Linked DNA regions of Homo sapiens: region 1 is linked to region 2. A link is an interaction called in ENCODE POLR2A ChIA-PET data of the cell type or tissue named here. Cell type or tissue: Panc1. All regions are shown on one strand.

Evidence for each region. Peaks named below come from ENCODE experiments on the same cell type or tissue, not always from the same donor. Only the 100,000 strongest peaks of a DNase experiment are listed, where the experiment ranks them.
Region 1: POLR2A ChIA-PET joins it to region 2 with 11 read pairs; 4 of 35 experiments call an interaction of 5 or more read pairs at or near these places.

The regions. Positions count from the first base shown.
Region 1 is chr1:8,123,170-8,131,169 of GRCh38, forward strand. It overlaps ERRFI1-DT (ERRFI1 divergent transcript), which reads left to right. Exons shown (of 3, transcript NR_185980.1): 3 at 1-3,901. LOC107984915 (a long non-coding RNA gene) reads right to left here. Exons shown (of 3, transcript XR_001737893.1): 3 at 5,986-6,069. Among named protein-coding and RNA genes, the nearest start is that of LINC01714, 82 kb to the right of the region's middle. In Panc1, no CTCF peak of the experiment used is centred here; no DNase peak of the experiment used is centred here; H3K27ac peaks cover 7,562 bases.
Region 2 is chr1:8,337,832-8,345,831 of GRCh38, forward strand. It overlaps SLC45A1 (solute carrier family 45 member 1), which reads left to right. Exons shown (of 9, transcript NM_001080397.3): 7 at 1-161; 8 at 1,662-1,867; 9 at 5,916-6,334. The coding sequence ends at 6,182. Among named protein-coding and RNA genes, the nearest start is that of SLC45A1, 24 kb to the left of the region's middle. RefSeq lists an enhancer at 5,045-5,785. In Panc1, no CTCF peak of the experiment used is centred here; a DNase peak (open chromatin) is centred at 5,740; H3K4me3 peaks cover 774 bases; H3K27ac peaks cover 2,639 bases.

The DNA.
Region 1 (8,000 bases), 210 kb before region 2:
TATAACTGCTGCTCAGCCATTGACGTCGGGAAGGTAGCACAGGCTCATTGCCACCACTGAACCCTCAGACCCCACCCAAGTGTTGCCAGTTGTTCCAATAATGTCCTTTATGGTGAAAGGACCAGATCCATGGTCACATATTGCATTGAATTGTCACGTCTTCTTCTTTAGTCTTCCCTCGACCTACATGACCTTGCCATTTTTGGAGATAATAGTTTAACAGTCCAGTGGGTTCACCTTGCCCGCTGCCTAGACAGAGCTGGTTGATCATGACAGGGGAGTTGCAATGGACAATGGAGAAAGCGTAATTCACACAGAGTCGACTGTGTGGGAGACCAGAGTTTTGTTAATACTCAAATCAGTCTCCCTGAGCATTTGGCGATTAAAGTTTTTAAAGATAATTTGGTGGGTAGGGGCTTGGGAAGTGGAGAGTGCAATGGAGATGGAATCACAGGGGGTCGAAGTGAGTTTTTCTTGCTGTTTTCTGTTCTTGGGTGGGATGGCAGAACTGGTTGAGCCAGATTACTGGTCTGGGTGGTGGTAGCTGGTCCACTGAGTGCAGGGTTTGCAAAATATCTCAAGCACTGATCTTAGGTCTTACAATAGTGATGTTATTGCCAGGAGCAATTTGGGGAGGTTCAGACTCTTGGAGTCAGAGGCTGCATGACCCCTAAACTGTAATTTCTTGTTTTGTTTGTTTGTTTTGTTATTGTTGTTTGGTTTTTTTTGAGACGGAGTTTCACTCTTGTTGCCCAGGCTGGAGTGCAATGGCATGATCTCAGCTCACCGCAACCTCCACCTCCCAGGTTCAAGCAATTCTCCTGCCTCAGCCTCCCAAGTAACTGAGATTACAGGCATGTGCCACCACGCCCGGCTAATTTTGTATTTTTAGTAGAGATGGGGTTTCTCCATGTTGGTCAGGCTGGTCTTGAACTCCTGACCTCAGGTGATCTGCCTGCCTTGGCCTCCCAACGTGCTGGGATTACAGGCATGAGCCACTGCGCCTGGCCAGTAATTTCTAATCTTGTAGCTAATTTGTTAGTCCTGCAAAGGCTGAGTGGTCCCAGGCAAGAAGGGGGTCTTTTTGGGAAAGGGGTTTTATCAATTTTGTTTCAGAGTCCAACCACGAATTGAATTCCTTCCCAAAGTTAGTTTGGCCTATGCCCAGGGATGAACAAGGACAGCTTAAAGGTTAGAAGCAAGATGGAGTTGGTTAGATCTGATTTCTTCCAGTGTCATAATTTCCTGAGTTATAATTTTGCAAAGGTGGTTTCAATAGGACACTTGCTTTGTAGCCTGCACTTTGGTTTTCATTTCTCTGATGTGCCCTCACGGTTAGGGCCAAGTGATGCATCTTTAGTGGGAATAGCTCAGGAGTAGTGCGGTCTTCTTATTGTATTATAACACATGCGGTGGCATTTGTTGGCTCAGCTTCTACACTGTAAAGTTGCTCTTTTTGCCTCTTAATGAATATGTATCTTGAGGGAGATACTAAAAAAAATCCCTTTCCTCATCAAATTCTGCATGTGTTCAGTATGGATTCATGGCTTTCTATTTTATCCACTAGGTTATAATCTGTTGCCATCTTTATTTTAATACTCAAATTCTCCCATATTCAGTGACCACCTCAAGCTGACTTCTGTATCCTTTTGACACATCTCAGTCATTCTTTGAGCACTTCCTTTTTTGCTGAGATGGGTACATGTTCTAGGCCCACCCTGTGCTTCCCCTGTCTAGTCTGGAATCAGCCGTTTCTCAAAGGAGCTTTTGGTGGAGAATGGTGTTTAGAAACCAAGATCTGGATAGCAGGTGTGCTCGCTGTGATTGGGCTATTGCTGCTCCCAATCCTCTAGATAGCCAGAACAACAACATAAAAACATGTATGTTTGGCTGGGCACGGTGGCCGATGCCTGTAATCCCAGCACTTTGGGAGGTTGAGGTGGGTGGATCACCTCAGGTCAGTTTGAGACCAGGCTGACCAACATGGTGAAACCTTGTCTCTACTAAAAATACAAAAAAATCAGCAGGGTGTGGTGGTGCATGCCTGTAATCCCAGCTACTTGGGAGGCTGAGGCAAGAGAATCGCTTGAACCCGGGAGGTGGAGGTTGCAGTGAGCCAAGATCATGCCACTGCACTCCAGCCTGGGCGACAGAGTGAGACTCTGTCCCCGAAAAAAAAAAGAAAAGTATGTTTATTTCTGTATGTTTTTACTCACACCAAAATACCTTCAATTCCAGCCCAGTACCACAGGACTTATTCTAGTTTTCTCTCTTTTCATATTTGTATCTCCTTTCTCTGACAGTGAGACCATGGCTCCCATTATTCTAAGTATACTGACTTATTTGACTAATCCCCTGTAGATGATCAGTCTCTCCTGCCTTCTCCCCCACCACATGTGGACACCCTCCTCACCCTGCCTGGCCCTGACACCCCGTGCTGGGTCTTCAACATGCACAGAGGCCCTCCTGACCCCACTCGGGCTCTGATCTTCCACACCAGACCACCCCTTCACACGGGCCCCCTCCTCCCACATTTGGGCTCCGAGTCCCCAGGCTGAGCTGCCCTTTACCTTGCTTGAACTCTGACACCCCATGCCAGGTCTCGGCCTTGCGAGGACACCTTTCTCACCTTATGCTGGAGCTCCCTGGCACAGACTGCCTTGCACTGTGCTGGACTTTGCCTGCTGCCTGGATGCACTCCTCACCATGCCTGGGCCCTGAAATCCCACTGCAGGCCATTCTCACACATGGATGCTTTCCCTACCCTGCTTGGGCCCTCACTCCCATGCTGACTCCCTCTCCCCCATTGTATTAATCCATTTTCATGCTGCTGATAAAGATATACCTGAGGCCAGGCGCAGTGGCTCATGCCTGTAATCCCAGCACTTGGGAGGCAAAGGCGGGTGGATCAACTGAGGTCAGGAGTTCGAGACCAGCCTGGCCAACATGGTGAAACCCTGTCTCTACTAAAAATACAAAAATTAGCTGGGCATGGTGGCAGGCGCCTGTAATCCCAGCTACTTGGGAGGCTGAGGCAGGAGAATTGCTTGAAACTGGGTGGCGGAGGTTGCAGTGAGCCTAGATTGCGCCATTGCACTCTAGTCTTGGGGACAAGAGTGAGACTTCGTCTCCAAATAAATAAATAAATAAAAATACATACCTGAGACTGGGCAATTTACAAAAGAAAGAGGTTTAATGGACTTACAGTTCCATGTGGCTGGGGAGGCCTCACAATCATGGTGGAAGGTGAAAGGCATGTCTCACATGGTGGCAGACAAGAGAAGAGAGCTTGTGCAGCGAAACTCCCCTTTATAAACCAGATCTTATGAGACTTATTCACTATCATGAGAACAGCACGGGAAAGACCTGCCCTCATGATTCAGTTACCTCCCACCAGGTCCCTCCCACAACACGTGGGAATTCAAGATGAGATTTGGTTGGGGACACAGCCAACCCATATCACCCATGCCTGGATGCCCTTCTCATGCTTGGGTTCTGTCATCTGCACCAGGCCTTCTGCTGCCCGTCTGTCTTACCCACCAGGACTCTGACTCTCCACGCTGGGCCACCTCTCTTCTCCAACACTGCTATGGATTGAATGTTTATGTTCTCCCCAAATTTGCATGTTGCAATCCCAATCTCCAATGCCATAGTATTAGGAGGTGGGGGCCTTTGGGAGGTGATTTGGTCATGAAGGTGGAGTCCTCACAGCTGGGATGAGTGTCCTTCTATAAGAGGCTCCAGTGAGCTCCCTCGCCCCTTCCACCATGTGGGGACACAGCGAGAAGATGCTGTCTATGAACCAGGAAACCGGCCCTTGCCAGACACTGAATCTGCACTTTGATCTTGGACTTGCAGCCTCCAGAACTGTGAGAAATAAATGTCTATCGTTTATAAGGCACTCGGTCCATGGTATTTTTGTTAAAGCAATCTAAACGGACTAAGACAGACACCTACCTTGCTCTACCAACCCTTCATGATATTAGAACTGAATTGTTCAGGAAGGAACAAAAAGGGAAGGGAAAGAGAAAGGGAAACAGAAAGGAAACAAGAGGAAGAAGAACGTGAAGTAGACAGGGAGACCATTTGCTTTTTCTTAGCTTCCCTTTTTTGTTATACCCTATTATCTGTCATCATATCAGACCTCACGTTACATTGCACAGGCGCCCCCAGCTTAGCCACCTTCCCCATCCCTCTCTTCTGTTCACACTTCCACTCCTCCATCTCCCTCCTTCCCCAGATCCAATGATCTATCCATCTTGGCCTCAGCCCTCTTGGAATCAGCTCCAGAGTGTGCAGGTCTGGACTGTCCAGTTTGTCAGCCTCATTGAGAACCAGTTATCTGAAAAGAATGAGGAATTTTAACTTCTCTCTAGAGGATAGTGAAGACATAGGACATGTGATACCTCAGATGTAATACCCTGTGATTATGAGACTGTTTCTCTGCAAGGGCAAATAGAGATAAACATGTCCTTTTAAGGTTTTTACCAGTTTTTAAAATGATAGCTAGCATTAGTATTTATCTTTTTTTTTTTTTTTTTTTTTTTTTGAGGCAGGATCTCCCTCTGTCGCCAGGCTGGAGTGAAGTGCTACAGTCATAGCTCACTGAAGCCTTGAACCCCTGGGCTCAAGCAATCCCCAAGGTTCCTGCCCCAGCCTTCCAAGTAGCTGAGACTACAGGTGTGTGCCACCACACCTGGTTAATTTTTATTTTGAATTTTTTTATAGAGAAGGGGTCTTGCTATTTTGCCCAGGCTAATCCCAAACTCCTATCCTCAAGCAATCCTCCTTCCTTGGCTTCCCAATGTGCTGGGATTACAGGTGTGAGCCACTGTGCCCAGTCTAGTATTTCTCTTTGATTCAGATCGTTTTCATTTCAGTAAGTGTAGATATTCATTACTTCAGTATTATATCAATTCAACATTCCTAAAACTAATTAAGAATGTTGGAAAAAACACAACTAAATTAATACTAAGACTTACTACAGACTCACTTTTTATTTTTATTTTATTTTGTTTTTGAGACAGTCTGTCACCCAAGGTGGAGGGCAGTGGTGTGATCTTGGCTCACTTCAACCTTTGCCTCCTGGGTTCAAGCAATTCTCCTGACTCAGCCTCTTGAGTAGCTGGGATTACAGGTGCCCACCACTATGCCTGGCTAATTTTTGTATTTTTAGTAGAGCCAGGGTTTCACCATGTTGGCCAGGCTGGTCTCGAACTCCTGACCTCAGGTGATCCACCCGCCTCGGCCTACCAAAGTGTTGGGATTACAGGCGTGAGCCAGCACACCCGGCCTATTAGAGACTTTAAGAGTAGAAATATACCCCCAGATTTCTGTTAGCATTTCAAAAGGAAGCTTGAATCAATACTATTTGCTTCCACTAGAATTAATTCATAAACAAAACCAAAAACTCTCAAAACAATTGAGCCTGTAATTTATTTCCGTTGAAATTTTAATTTTACATTACATTGGCCGGGCGTGGTGGCTCATGCCTGTAATCCCAGCACTTTGGGAGGCCGAGGTGGTGGATCACCTGAGGTCAAGAGTTCGAGACCAGCCTGGCCAACATGGCAAAACGCCGTCTCTACTATAAATACAAAAATTAGCTGGGCGTGGTGGTGTGTGCCTGTAATCCGAGCTACTTGGGAGGCTGAGGCAGGAGAATCTCTTGAACCCGGGCGGCAGAGGTTGCAGTGAGCTGAGACTGCCCCACTGCACTCCAGCCTGGGCAACAGAGGGAGACTTTGTCTAAAAAAAAGAAAAAAAAATGGGTTACATTTATCCACCACTCACATGTTCAGTTGGGAAATGGTATGTGTTAGAAATTTTAAAAATAGAAGTAAGACCAGGACAACCACAGAAAGTTCTAACACAAAAGTATTAGTCCGTTCTCACACTGCTATAAAGAAATCCCTGAGACTGGCTACTTTATAATAAAAAGAGCTTTAATTGGCTCACGGTGCCGCAGGCTGTGCAGGAGGCATGGCTGGGGAGGCCTCGGGAAACTTATCATCATGGCGGAGGGCGGAGGGCGGAGGGGAAGCCGGCACATCTTACATTCTTACATGCCTGGAACAGCAGGAAGAGGGGTCAGGGAGGTGCTCCCCCCACTTTTTTTTTTTTTTTTTTTTTGAGACGGAGTCTCGTTCTGTCACCCAGGCTGGAGAGCAGTGGCGCGATCTTGGCTCACTGCAACCTCCGCCTCCCGGGTTCAAGCGATTCTCCTGTCTCAGCTTCCTGAGTAGCTGGGATTACAGGCAGGCGCTACCACACTCAGCAAATTTTTGTATTTTTAGTAAAGGTGGGGTTTCTCCATGTTGGCCAGGTTGGTCTTGAACTCTTGACCTCAGGTGATCCACCCGCCTCGGCCTCCCAAAGTGCTGGGATTACAGGCATGAGCCACCGCGCCCGGCCAGGTGCTACACACTTTTAAACAACCAGATCTCACAACAACTCCCTCACTATCACGAGAACAGCGCCAAAGGGGAAACCAACCCTATGATTCAATCACCTCCCACCGGGCCCTGCCTCCAACATTAGGGATTACAATTTGACATGAGATTTGGGTTGGGACACAGATCCAAACCATACCAACAAGCATCCAGAGCCTTGCATGGACTAAAATGTCTCCATCCCCGGCTTCTATTCTGGGGTAACTGCATGAGCACCTCAGAGATCAAACATCTCGAAGATGAGAGTGGCCTCATTTAGAAATCTGTGGCCATGTCCCAGTGAGATGTGCTTTCGGCAGGTATCTCAGCCAAATGACAACACTGGTATTTTATTTTATTTTATATTTTTAGGGAGAGGCTCTCACTCTGTCGCCCAGGTTGGAGCGCAGTGGCACGATCATGGTTTGCTACAGCTTCAAACTCCTGGGCTCAAGTGATCTTCCTGTCTCAGCCTCCAGAGTAGCTAGGACTACAGGCACACCACCACCTTGGCTAATTTTTAAAGTTTTTGTAGAGACTCAGAATATTGGGTCTTATTATGTTGCCCAGGCTGGTCTTGAACTCCTGGCTTCAAGCCATCCTCTCGCCTTGGCCTCCCAAAGTAGTAGGATTACAGGCGTCAGCCCCAACTCATGGCCAACATTAGTATTTTAGCATTTATTTCAGTATCAAAGTTCCACTTTAAAAAACATCAGTATAGGCTGGGCGTGGTGATTGATGCCTGTAATACCAGCACTTTGGGAGGTTGAGGCTGGCAGATTACTTGAGCTCAGGAGTTCAAGACCAGCCTGGGTCACATGCCAAAACCCCGTCTCTACAAAAAATACAGAAAATTAGCCAGGTGTGGTGGTGTGCTCCTGTAATCCCAGCTACTCAGGAGACCGAGGCAGGGGAATTGCTTGAAGCTGGGAGGTCGAGGCTTCAGTGAACTGAGATTGCGTCTCTGCACTCCAACCACCTGGGTGACAAACCAAGACCCCCTCTCTCTCTCTCAAAAAAAAGGGGGGGCTATTTTGGCCAGGTGCGGTGGCTCACGCCTGTAATCCCAGCACTTTGGGAGGCTGAGGTGGGCAGATCACTTGAGGTCAGGAGTTCAAGACCAGCCTGGCCAACATGGTGAAACCCCGTCTCTACTAAAAATACAAAAATTAGCCAGACATGGTGGCACGCACCTGTAATCCCAGCTACTCGGGAGGCTGAGACAGGAGAATTGCTTGAACCCAGGAGGCAGAGGTTGCAGTGAGCCAAGATCACACCACTGCACTCCAGCCTGGGTGACAGAGCAAGATCCTGTCTCAAAAAAAAAAAAAAAAAAAAAAGGGACATTTTATTGAAAACTTTTCAAATTCATGAAATGGAGAATAGAAAGATCAAAACTAAACATCTATAACACATCCCAGAGCATTTCTTGGAGCTTAGCTTATCTTGGCTTAGCTGCTTCCTTTATCTCCAGGGCACCCCCGGGGCCCTGACTAGCAGCTTTGTGACCCTCGAAACACACAGAGTGGTTCCACTGTCCCCCTTTGAGTGAGGGGCTTTGGTTTTGGG
Region 2 (8,000 bases):
GGGGATGTTGCTCTTCTACACAGACTTCATGGGCGAGGTGGTGTTTCAGGGGGACCCCAAGGCCCCGCACACATCAGAGGCGTATCAGAAGTACAACAGCGGCGTGACCATGGGCTGCTGGGGCATGTGTATCTACGCCTTCAGTGCTGCCTTCTACTCAGGTACCCGCTGCCAGCCAGGCTGGCACGGCAGTGAGAGCTTTGGTTGGGTCCATGGAGCATGCGAAATGAAGGCAGGTTCATGGCCTTACGATTGCAGACACCACATCCCAATTTGGGGGACGCCACTGTCTTTCCCGGCTGCAGGGCGCTGGGCCTGGGGGAGCTGGGCTGAAGAAATGGAGCTTACCAGCCTCAGGCCTCCCAGAGCTGGTGGCCTACGGGGGCACGGGTGCTTGTCAGGACCTGACTACACCGGCAGGCCATAGCGAGGGCGAAGTGGGGGGCCCTGGGGGAACCCCAAGGCCACACCCAGGCAGCGTGCTGTCCACCAGCCCCCAGCTCCTTCCCACTTTGATTCAAGGAGCAACTGGTCCCCAGGGAGGTGGGGGCAGGGGTGTGTGGTCGTGGAGCGTAGGGGTGGGCAGGGGCCAGGGGCCCAGATGACTTTGAGGTTCTCTGTCTGGGGTACCCTTGGAGCACAGTGCTGAGTTCACACCAGGGCGAAGCCGAGGTGCCATCCCCATGGGGCCTGGCCGGTAGCGTGCACCGGGCAAATTTTATCCCAGAGGTCCGCATACTTTTTTCGCAAAAGGCCAGAGAGTTGGTATTTCCGGCTTTGCCGGCCCAGCGGTCTCTGTTGCAGCCCCTCACCGAAAGCCACAGACACGGGAAACCGAGTGGGCGTGCCAAGCGCCAATCAAACCGCACTGTGTTCGCTGAAATACGAGTTTCATGTGATTTTCACGTGTCACAAAATATTCATCTTTTTTTGGTTTTTTAAATTAATTTTTTTTTTAAATTTACAAAACTAGGCTGCAGGCTGGACTTCGCCTTCGATCCATAATCTGCCAACTGCTTTATTTTAGTTGCCCCCATCTTTGTGGGTTCAAGCCCCAAAGTAGAGGGTCACTGAGGGGCTGCGGCAAGAAGAAATTTGTCAGATCTCACTTGTGAGTCCATGGGGTGGCACCTCGGGTGTTGGGTTCCCCCATAGCCATGTGGCCTTGGGGCGTGGGGAACTGGCCCCATTTTATCTGATTCTAGGGAGCCCCGTCGCTGACATCCATGCTGTCACATCATCTTGGGGGTGTAAAGATGGTGGCTGGCTACGGGATGGGCTGCTGTTGTACCCACAATTACACAAGAACACAGAGGTTTAACTCGAGACCCTCAGTCCCTGAGCCCCTTTGGTGTCACAGCCCCAAGACCCCTCCACCTGCAGAAGCCCTGGGGGACCTGGCCCGGGCCAGTGTGAACAGGACACCCTGGTCCTGCCATCTATCCAGACAGCCCTGTCCTGGGCACCCACCAGAATTACTGGGGTGGTCTCTCAGCTCCCCTGGGTTCCCCAGGAAGTACTTTCTGGTCTGGGGCAAGTGACCTGCCAAGCCGGGTCCCACCACTGCTAGCTTCAGGTCAGCCGCCGGGAGGTGGCACTGGAAGCTGAATCCCCGGAGGCTCTGGCCGTGTGGCACTGCTCACCCTCTCTGTGGCCCGCAGCTATCCTGGAGAAGCTGGAGGAGTTCCTCAGCGTCCGCACCCTCTACTTCATCGCCTATCTCGCCTTCGGCCTGGGGACCGGGCTTGCCACCCTCTCCAGGAACCTCTACGTGGTCCTGTCGCTCTGCATAACCTACGGGATTTTATTTTCCACCCTGTGCACCTTGCCTTACTCGCTGCTCTGCGATTACTATCAGAGTAAGAAGGTAAGTGCTCTCCCTTGTCTTGCTTCGGGTCTGCTTCTTGGAGAAACCCCACCTGAGAACTGTCCCCCAGGACCAGCTGCACAATCTGCAGAGCCCGGTGCAAAATGTCAAGACAGCGACCACAGAGCATGAAACCAAGGGGGGCCCTTCTGAGTCTGGGGCGTGCCCCCTGCCTGTAATCCCCTCATTGCTTCATTAGCAGAAGCCTCCAGCCCACCCAGGCTCTGGGTCAGGCTCTGTCCTTCCCAGGGATGTGGGGAATGGGAGGCTGCCCCTTCCTACTCCATTGTCAGGCCACCGGGTCTCCTGTTGATGCCTGTCCCAGCCATTCAGGGTGGGGCTTATGGGGAGGCAGTGAAGCTCGGAAAACTCAGCAATCCAGATCGATAACATGTTAATGCAGTATTTTTAAAAATCAGAATTCTTGCCAAAAATCCATGGAGAACAAAAACATCTTTCTTTCTTTCTTTTTTTTTTTTTTTGAGATGGAGTCTTGCTCTGATGCCTGTGCTGGAGTGTAGTGGTGCGATCTCGGCTCACTGCAACCTCCGCCTCCCGGGTTCAAGTGGTCCTCCTGCCTCAGCCTCCCGAGTAACTGGGACTACAGGCACGCACCACCATGCCCAGCTAATTTTTTGTATTTTTAGTAGAGACGGGGTTTCACCATGTTGGTCAGGCTGGTCTCAATCTCTTGACCTCATGATCCGCCCGCCTCAGCCTCCCAAAGTGCTGGGATTACAGGCGTGAGCCACCGCACCCAGCCCAAAATTTTAAATAAAGAGAGGATCAGTTCACCATGTACTAGGGGTTCTGATAGCCAGCTCAGCTCCTGATCCTTTTTCTGTGGGAACTTCAGTTCTGTCCTTGAATCCTGACTAGACGTTTCTTGCCCTCTGGTCTCAGATTTCTCTTGGCTTTTATTCCTTGATCCACCTGCCGGTTTTATCACCTCCCCTTGTTCCTCATGGCTTCCCATCAACCGTGGGTATTAGGTGACAGTGTAATTTATTAGATGTTGGTTTTGCCCAAATACTGGGCATGGCTTAATAACAACGAAACCATTTCATTATTTGGACAGGCCTGAGTACCTTATCAAGCAGATTAAAAGGATATGGTACCCGTCCTTTAGAAAAGGACAGCTGAAATCTCGTTACGGATTATGGATTTAGCATAAAGAAAAATAATCAGGCATAAATTAAGAGTAAGAGAGGGGTCCGGGCGTGGTGGCTCACACCTGTAGTCCCAGGTACTTAGGAGGCTGAGGTGGGTGGATCACGAGGTCAGGAGATTGAGACCATCCTGGCTAACACAGTGAAACCCCATCTCTACTAAAAATACAAAAGATTAGCTGGGCATGGTGGCGCGTGCCTCTAGTCCCAGCTACTCGGGAGGCTGAGGCAGGAGAATCGCTTGAATCTGGGAGGCGGAGGTTGCAGTGAGCCGAGATGGCGAGATGGTGCCACCGCACTCCAGCCTGGGCGACAGAGCAAGACTCCGTTTCAAAAAAAAAAAAAAAAAGAGTAAGAGGGACAATGAATAGAAATTTCACTTCACAGCCGGGTGCGGTGGCTCACGCCTGTAATCTCAGCACTTTGGGAGGCTGAGGCGGGCGGATTACCTGAGGTCAGGAGTTCAAGACCAGCCTGGCCAACATGGTGAAACCCCATCTCTACTAAAAATACAAAAATTAGCCAGGCGTGGTGGCGGACGCCTATAGTCCCAGCTACACGGGAGGCTGAGGCAGGAGAATGGCGTGAATCTGGGAGGCGGAGCTTGCAGTGAGCCAAGATCGCACCACTGCACTCCAGCCTGGGCGACAGAGCGAGACTCCGTCTCAAAAAAAAAGATAGTAATACTTTGAAAAAAAAAAAAAAAGGATCAGTAACAGTGCTGAGCCACCTCATATTGGAGTCTGAGGCAAAAGGAAAAATGGCATTTAAAAGGCCAAACGCAGTAGCTCACGCCCGTAATCCCAGCACTTTGGGAGGCCGAGGCAGATGGATCACTTGAGGTCAAGAGTTCAAGATCAGCCTGGCCAACATGACGAAACCATGTCTACTAAAATACAAAAATTAGCCAGGCATGGTGGCCCGTGCCCATAATTCCAGCTACTTGGGAGGCTGAAGCAGGAGAATGGCTTGAACCTGGGAGGCGGAGGTTGCACTGAGCCAAGATTGCACCACTGCACTCCAGCCTGGGTGACAGTGGCTATGTAAATAAATAAATAGGCCGGGTGCGGTGGCTCACGCCTGTAATCCCAGCACTTTGGGAGGCCAAGGAGGGTGGATCACGAGGTCAGGAGATCGAGACCATCCTGGCTAACACAGTGAAGCCCCTTCTCTACTAAAAATACAAAAAATTAGCCGGGCGTGGTGGCGGGCGCCTGTAGTCCCAGCTACTCTGGAGGCTGAGGCAGAAGAATGGCGTGAACCCGGGAGGCGGAGCTTGCAGTGAGCTGAGATCGTGCCACTGCACTCCAGCCTGGGCGACAGAGTGAGACTCCGTCTCAAATAAATACATACATACATAAATAAAGTGCCTTAAATTTTTGTTGATATTTTGCTCAGCATAGACTTTTACCGGCTGTATTGAAATATGCACCATCTAACAGTGTGTGATGTGCACCGTTCGGCGGTTTCAGCACACGCAGAGTTGTACAACCATCACCACCATCAATTTCAGAACAGTTTTGTCACCCCAGGAAGAAACCCGTCAGCCATCACCCCTCTGACCCTCCCACTCTCCCAGGCCTAGGTGACCGCTAACCTTCTTCCTGTCCCCATGGACTTGCCTATTTGGGACGTCTCCTGTGATGGAGTCAGGCAGTCTGCGGCCTCTCGTGTCTGGCATCTGCAGTGCAGCTGTGGGCTTCGAGCTCCATCTGTGCTGTTTCCTGGGTCAGCGCCTCCTTCCCTTTTATGGTCACATAATGTTCCCACCATAATTTTCCTTTGCAGTGACTTTGAAATCTTAAAATGCTGCATTGAAATATTACCTGGACAGTCTGGGCAACATAGTCAGACCCCATCTCTAAAAAAATAAAATTAAAAATTAGCCAGGTGTGGTGGCATGCACCGGTAGTTCCAGCTACTCGGGAGGCTGAGGTGGGAGGATCACTTGAGCCCAGGAGGCTGAGGCTGCAGTGGGCTGAGATTGTGCCACTGCACTCCAGCCTGGGCAACAGAGCAAGACCCTGTCTCAAAAAAAAAAAAAAGAAAAGAGAAAAGAAAGAAAGAAAAGAAATGTGACCTGGATTACTGAGTTTCTCTCTCTCCCTTTTAATCTCATGCCTCAGTTGCCTCCCCCAGGCCTGGGCCTGATTTGTTTTAGGGAGTTTGGAGTCTGACAAGTTCAGCTGGGCTGGCCCTGAGCACAGCCCTTCTGATGGGGGGAAGCCGCAGGGGAGGCCCAGGCTCCCAGGTCACAGCAATGCCCACTCACGCAGCACCTTGCAGGCCGGCTGGTGCTGGGGGAGCCCAGTGAGGGAAAGCCATGCCACCGCTCCCCACCGTCACTCTGCACAGACCACACTCTCAGCCACTGTCCCCCAGCATGGCATGCAGGGGAGGGAGAGTGAGTGACGTGCCCAAGCTGGAGGCCACGAGGACCTTGGAGCCTCGGACAGAGGACCAGCGGCTGTCATGTGCAGAGGACTTTGGGGGTGTAGGGCAGGTCCCATCCTGGATGAAGGTGAAGGAGGGGATGGCAGGAGTGGAGCGGTCGCCTGGCTGGGCAGATTGGTTTTCTTTGGGTGAGAGGATGGGGAAGAGCTCAAGTGCTGAGCGGGGAAAGTGTCTCCCGCCACCTCGGCCCGTGGGAGCTCAGCCCTCTGCCCCATTAGTCATGGATTCTTTTCATTGTCGTCATCTCTCCGAACACAAATATTGTTAAACTCTTGGCTGAACTCCCTGTGCATGTTGGCGCTGAAAAATGTGAGGCCGCTGTGTGTGGGCCGCTCGGGCCTCCTGGGCTCGCAGGACACACCGAGCTCGGTCACCCCGTGCTGGCCGCGGCGTGTCTCGCTGACACGTTTCTTCCTCTGGGTCAGTTTGCAGGGTCCAGTGCGGACGGCACCCGGCGGGGCATGGGCGTGGACATCTCTCTGCTGAGCTGCCAGTACTTCCTGGCTCAGATTCTGGTCTCCCTGGTCCTGGGGCCCCTGACCTCGGCCGTGGGCAGTGCCAACGGGGTGATGTACTTCTCCAGCCTCGTGTCCTTCCTGGGCTGCCTGTACTCCTCCCTGTTTGTCATTTATGAAATTCCTCCCAGCGACGCTGCAGACGAGGAGCACCGGCCCCTCCTGCTGAACGTCTGACATCGCGGAGCCTCGACTCCGGACACGCGCCTGCACCTGGGGGTCTGGAGCAGGCCGACCAGTGAGGACCAAAGGGCCTTGTTGGACAGGGGGACTGGCTGCCTACTGGAATGTAAATATGTGATAAAATAATAAATGACAGCGGCAAAGCCTATGGTTTCTAGGCATTGCTCTCTGGTGGCTGAGAGGTCCCCATGGGATTGAGTTACCCTCCTGAGGACTCGGGCAGGGGAGGTTTGTAAGAATCTTTTTTTGAAAGTAAAGGTGTAATTCAATGGTTCTCAACCAGGGGCAATTTTGCCACCCCACCCCCACCCCCAGGAAGACATCTGGCAAAGTCTGGAGATAGCTTTGGTTGTCACAACTCGGGGATGCTGTAAACCTCCCACGGCACACAGGACCGCCCCAACAGCAAGGAGCTAGCAAGACCCAGCTGTCAATTGTGCTGAGGTAGAGTGAGCCTGGTCTAACTGGACCATACATTCTGTACATTGCATCCCAGGGTAGAGTCACAGTATACAGGTCTTTTGGATCAGAAGGCCTCATATTCATTCACTTGTCCATTCATCCATTTATTCTCTCATCCATTCATTCATCTACCCATCCGCATATCCACCCATCCACATAACCATCCATCCACTCATCCAAATATCCTCCCATCCAAATATCCACTCATCTATATATCCATCCATCTACATACCCACCCATTCATCCGTCCACATAACCATCCGTCCACTCATCCAAATATCCACCCATCTGAATATCTACTCATCTATATATCCATCCATCCACATATCCACCCATCCACCCATCTAAATATCCACTTCTCCATATATCCATCCATCCATCCATCCATCCATCCATCCATCCATCCATCCACATCCAAATATCCACTTCTCCATATATCCATCCATCCACATATCCACCCATCCGTCCATCCACATAACCATCCATCCACTCATCCAAATATTTACCCATCTGAATATCCACTCATCCACAAAACCATCCATCCACACATCCACCCATCTACCCATCCACATAACCATCCATCTACTCATCCAAATATCCACCTATCCGAATATCCACTCATCCATATATCCATCCATCCACATGTCCACCCATCTACCCATCCAAATATCCATTTCTCCATCCATCCATCCTTCCACCCATCCTCTTATCCACTCATCCACCCTCCAGATATCCAGCGAGTGCCTGGGTGTGGCAGACAGTGGTTGGCCTGGGAATCCAGCTGTAAGTGTCCACTCTGCCCTGCTGGAACTGATGTGAGAGGAAGGGAGACACATGGCTCACTGAGGTTCCGTGCAGCGCAAGCGCAGGGAAGGAGGACAGGGCGACAGCAGCGTGTCTGGGTGGCCTCAGTAGTGAGGTGCCGTTTGAGCAGTGTCCTGATGAAGCCAGGGAGTGATCTCTGAAGTGAGCACTTGCTTGACAGGCTCGAGGGAGCATAGGCACCAAGATGCTCAGATTGTAAAATGCCCCAAAAGTTGAAATCTCAAAGAGTTTGGAGCTGATGTGGCTGGCCAGCGCCCATCCTGCCTTTTGACTCCACAGGCAGGGACTAGGGGCTGGAGGGCGAGGTTCGGGTCATTCTTCCCCCTCCATCCGCCAAGGGTTCATTCCACAGATGGACACCATGTGCCTGCTGCGTGCAGGCGTCGCTGGGCCTGGGTCTGCCCGGGCTGTGCCCACTGCCTCCCAGTGCCCCTTTGTGGATCTGGCAAAGCTCTCGTGAGTGTGGCAGTCCCTCGCCATCTGGCCTCTGACCATCTTCGTCACCTGACGCTGGAAGCTCACCAA